Regions from separate parts of the Mus musculus genome. Here region 2 is linked to region 1. A link is a loop called in an ENCODE intact Hi-C map of the cell type or tissue named here. Cell type or tissue: left cerebral cortex. All regions are shown on one strand.

Region 1 (2,500 bases):
CCATGAGCGTTCCTGGCAGCTATAAGGCATTTGCTAATGTATTTGACTTTAGTGTTGTTAATCACACTTATCAACACAGGCAAGCTGTGCTGGCCACAAAAGATTAGCTTCTCTCCTGTAATGCCCTAGTAGTTCAAAGGCAGAACATCAGCGCTGAGTGACAGAAGCATCTGCGTGCTCCCACGACCCTCCAGTGACTTCAGAACATACCACAAGCTTTAGCTTTTTTCTTTTCCATAACTTTGCACACACTCTTTCCTTCTGCTATAATGGCTAAGGCCGCAGAGCTTGAAAGCTTAAAAAATGAGTTGTGTTTCTGAACACCTCAGAGAGTTTGAGTTCCAAGGTGGTCCCCACTGTCAGGAGCCAGAGATCCGCTCAGAGAAGTAGGAGCCTCCAGCAGGGTAGAGCCTTGTTTGCAGGGGAACAAGATCACTGTAAAGCCTTTTTTTTATGAAGCATTGGGTTTTTTGACTGTAGACTTTTCCCTTGAGACACACAGGCTATTGCTTCTTGCAAATCAGTACTGTTTATAATGACTTAAAAACACTTTGCCCAGCTCAGAGGAGAGCAGGCAGGGAATACAGTCACAGAGCGAGTGTTCTGGAGAAAGAGAAAAGACACTCAGCACGGCACCTGCAGATCTGGCCACCTGAGTCTTGCTTTCATGGAAGGACTCCTGGGTTCATGGCATGACCTGCTTGTCCCAGCCTGGCTTACCTTCACTAGACATGGTTTAGATCAGAATTCTCAAAGATCAGTATAGTAGAGGTTTTGTCTGTGCTGGTAGGATGCTTGGGAGATGATGGGACTCTTGAGAGGTGCAGCCTAGTTGGAGGATGTTACACAATTGTGGACACATCCTTGAGGGAGACTCCTTTTTCTCTTTTGGGCCTCCCATGTGTCATGAGGAGAGCAGTTTGCCCCAAAACCAATGTATCTGCACTTTGTAAGCCAGCAATGAAAGACATTGTTATACACGCTGGAATTAGAGCTGGAGAAATGGCTCAGCAGTTAAGAGCTACTCTTGCAAAGAACCTGAGTTCAGTTCCCAGTGCCCACATGGTAACTCAACCATCTGTAACTCTGATTCCATGGGATCTGACTCCCTCTTCTGGTCCCCCTGAGCACCACATGCACATTATGCACAGACATACACATGAATAAAATAAAAAATGAAATCTTTACAAGAACACGGAGGAGAGGGTTTCCTGTATTTTGCTGCAACTAATAAAAACTTTAAGTATTTCAAGACGGAAACCAGAGACCAGACCCTTCTGAGTCTCAGACCGTCAGCTCCACATGAGCACCTTGTTTATGTTCAGGGAGCACTAACAGATGCAGAACATTTCCAGGGCATCTTCTGCTGCCCTTTTCTGGTCCCACTTCTGTTCATTTCTATGGTGTTCCTGTTTTCCTTCGTCTTCATAGATCTGTATTACAGATAAAGAAGGGAGAAGGCAGCCATCTGTGCTGTCTCCATACATATAAATAGCAAGGCCCTAAAAATTCTCAGCCCATTGAAATTCTTAGCAACCAGCAAAATGTTCTGCACTCTTCTTTGGTAATGGATAATATCACAGGGAAAACGCCTTTGGTACTCTAAAAAACAAAACAAAACAAAAAACAAACAAACAAACAAACAAACAAACAAAGAAACCCCCCCCCACACAGCCCCTGTTCTATCTGCTATAATTTGTTCCTTGTTCCCAGGCCCAGTCTTCCTAAGACAGGATTAATTTCATGTTGGTCACTGGCCTGTGAAACACTGATAAATTAAATGATTGGTAAATATAATAACTTTCATAGGAAACAGGGGAAAGGAAACCATTTTCTTCTTGGGATTACTAGAGAATCTCATTTCTGAAAACAGGCTGTAGATTAATTAAGTTCAGATCTGATAGCTTATAAAAAAAAAAAAAAAAAAAAAAAAAAAACCCTTGGTGGAAGTCATCCAGCTCGTCCTTGATTACACAGCACTTACTGGCAGCATTGAGAGTCTGGAGCGAGATATTAAGTTATCTGAGGACAGAAGTTCAGAAAGTGCCTGGCAACATTGAGCTCTGACCCTGCCTTCTCGGCTGTGATGTTTCACATTGCTATCATACAGCAAAGGTGAAGACAGCCCAGACATTTCAGGAGCTCGTCTGTGGTACATGTCTTTCAAGCTTCCATCTAGAAAAGTTAACAGTGTAGTTCTCGGTCTCCTCACTTATGCTTACATCTGGCCTTCACAAGTATGGGCAATGTTCCTTGTGTATTCCCTACAAAGGGGGGTAGCGGTAATGCTTTCGTCATATAAGTTGGAGTGAACGAGTTCACACATCTAAGCACTTAGAGAGTGCCTGGGGATATCAGATAGTGATTAGATGTGCACCAGTAATTTTCTTAAAGTTAAACATTTTATAGATTTAAAGTTTGCTCAGTGATGTCTATAGAGACAGTTGAGCCAAAGTGTGCCCCCCCCATAGGCTTGGTTGACCCCACCATATTTCTCTGG
Region 2 (2,500 bases), 120 kb before region 1:
AAGTCCCTGGAACTGGCCAGATTCACTAGGTTCCTCCCTGCCAGAGGATGCAATGAAAGCTAAAGGTCCCTCTAAGACTAGTCAACTAGAACTGCTGAAAAGACTGCAGACAAGCCAAGACACAAAGAAGATTGAGAAACAAAGTAGCAGAAAGACTTTGAGACCAGACCAGCTGCGTGGAAGAACCCAAAGCCAGCTGAGCAGCCTGGAAGAGGTTTAGACTAGCTGAGGTACCAGGAGAGATCACTTTCCAACCTGTTGAGCTGCCTGCAGGCGGTGCAGTGTGCTCCAGGTTCCCAGCTTTTGTGTCACTCATGCTCAGGAGGACCTTGGCGATGCTACCTGAGTCATTTCGGCTCCTGTAAATAACCCCTTACCCATAATTCTGTCAGGAACCCCAGTACAACATGTTGGTTCACCAAGTTGGACTTTGACAGTGACTGCACTTTGGTCTGTCGTGGGTTCTCTATCTGGGCTGAGTAGATGTGTGTTGTGTCTTCTCTAGGAAAAGTTTTGTCACACAAAAGCAGGGGTGAACAGAGGTGGGGGTGGTGGAAGGGGGAGAAAGGGAGGAAGAGAGGAAGAAGGGGAGGGAGAGAAGAGAGGGAAAGAGAGAGAGAGAGAGAGAGAGAGAGAGGGAGAGAGAGGGAGGGGGAAAGAGAGGGGGGAGGGAGGGAGATAGGGAAACAAATTCTTGGAAAAGCCAGCACGCGTGCTGTGACCTTCATTTACATTCTCTTCTTGGAATATAAAAAATAAAGCACTAGCTGTCCTAGGCAAGCTTTCACTTCCATTGTTCTTGTAGCTGTTACTCACCTGTCAGCAATTATTTCCCACCCAGCATGCTGGGAGTGTGTGTGTGTGGGGGGGGGGGGTGTTCTTCTTCTTTCCATTTTCCCAACCTATTAAGTAAACACAGGTGCTCTGAGTTTCTTTATGGCACCATTTGTCAGTCTCCGTTCTTGTCACGGAAAGAAAGAGAACATTATGTGGCCATTTTGCTGAACTTGGCAGTTTAATGTAACAGCGAGCTATTTTACCACCTCTAGATTTTTAAAATATTTCCATTCCCTGAAAATAAAAAGTGATCTTGTGTAGCTACAATTTTCTCACCTCCTCCAGATTTGACACACTAGGAGCAATAGGAATCTGTGCCATCAGAAAGAGTGGGACCAAGTCTTTAAAACTCTATTGAGTCCTGCTCCCCACTTGGGGGCTAGGGCATGCTTGTGGTGGAGTTGGCCTCCTCCTGCAGGCTGCTTCAAACACAGCTTTCCAGCCACCTTCTGTCCTCTCACTTTTCTCCTGTGAGGCCATTTCCTCCTCGCAAGGTCCACTTCTGTTTTCGTTAATAAACGTCTTAGGAGGGACTGGAGAGATAGCTCAGTAGCTAGAGTGCTTCATTGCTATTGCAGAGGGCCTGGCTTGGTTCCTAGCATGCACGTGCGTGCGCGCGCGCGCGCACACACACACACACACACACACACACACACACCTACACACCTGTAACTCAAGCTCCAGGGAATCTGATGCCCTCTTTTGGCCTCTGTGGATCCCTGCATCCCTCATATATGTGAAATAAAAATAATACTTTTTTTTCTCCTAAAAATGTCTTAGGACCTATCTGCTCTCTTTATTGATAAATCACTTCTTCTCTTTGTTGATAATTTATCTTTATTGATAACAGCTTATGTTAACTCACCCTTAAGACAAGCACCTCCTTAGAATGACTCCTTTCAAAGATAAATTGGTCAGATTGGTCTTGGAATTCACTCCATTTGCCTCCTGAGAGAATCTTTGAGAACATATCTCTTATAGCTTGTTCTTTGAAAAGAACACACACACACACACACACCAGGTTTTTGTGAGGTTTCTGGCTGCTCAGAAACTGTACTTAGCATGCTGCCAAGAACAGCTCTGTTCCTGCAGAGGTGGGTGATTATGGGGAAGTAATTTTTAGAATGGCCACATTAAACAATAACGAGGGAAGGCTCCCTGGTGAATTTCGTTGCTTTGTGTGACCTTCCTTAATGTAAATTTCAGAGGTGTTAATGCACCGATCAGAGCAGCTATCTTGATTTTAATTTGCACAATGACACTCGGAGCACAAGCTCTTTGGAGACAGCTGGAGTGTGAGTTTGGTAGTGTGTCACAGTGAGTCAGGAGGCCTTGTGCCCTTGGATGCTGACCCTTGAGGACTTCGGGTGGGGCTTGTCGACCATGTGTGGTCTTGCAAATTTCCACTATAGTTGAAAATGGTCGCATGGCCTTCCTGTGGTCCTGCTGACCCAATCGGTGTTTACTCAGGGGCTCAGAAAAGCGTTGGAGGAAGCAATGCTCTCAGTAACCCAGAAGCCCTATTCATGGATCGAGCATGCATGCGTGCGCGTGTGTGCCAGAGGTGAGGTGAAAACAGTAGTGGATTGTACACTCTCCTTGCCTGTCTGGGAGGAAAACATTCCCAGAGGGTTGCTGTACAGACAGAGCAGAGTTAGGTGAG

What was found. Hi-C counts contacts between places; a loop is a spot of excess contacts. Peaks named below come from ENCODE experiments on the same cell type or tissue, not always from the same donor. Only the 100,000 strongest peaks of a DNase experiment are listed, where the experiment ranks them.
Region 2: it touches region 1 in a loop (4-fold over the local background); 2 of 42 quality-filtered maps call a loop at or near these places.

The regions. Positions count from the first base shown.
Region 1 is chr5:151,136,057-151,138,556 of GRCm38, forward strand. The region is part of intron 1 of Stard13 (StAR-related lipid transfer (START) domain containing 13); the gene reads right to left. Among named protein-coding and RNA genes, the nearest start is that of Stard13, 53 kb to the right of the region's middle. In left cerebral cortex, a CTCF peak has its summit at 1,119 (motif pointing left); DNase peaks (open chromatin) are centred at 16 and 1,455; H3K27ac peaks cover 2,128 bases.
Region 2 is chr5:151,018,306-151,020,805 of GRCm38, forward strand. No RefSeq gene overlaps it. Among named protein-coding and RNA genes, the nearest start is that of Kl, 67 kb to the left of the region's middle. In left cerebral cortex, a CTCF peak has its summit at 1,554 (motif pointing left); DNase peaks (open chromatin) are centred at 1,520 and 1,919; H3K27ac peaks cover 434 bases.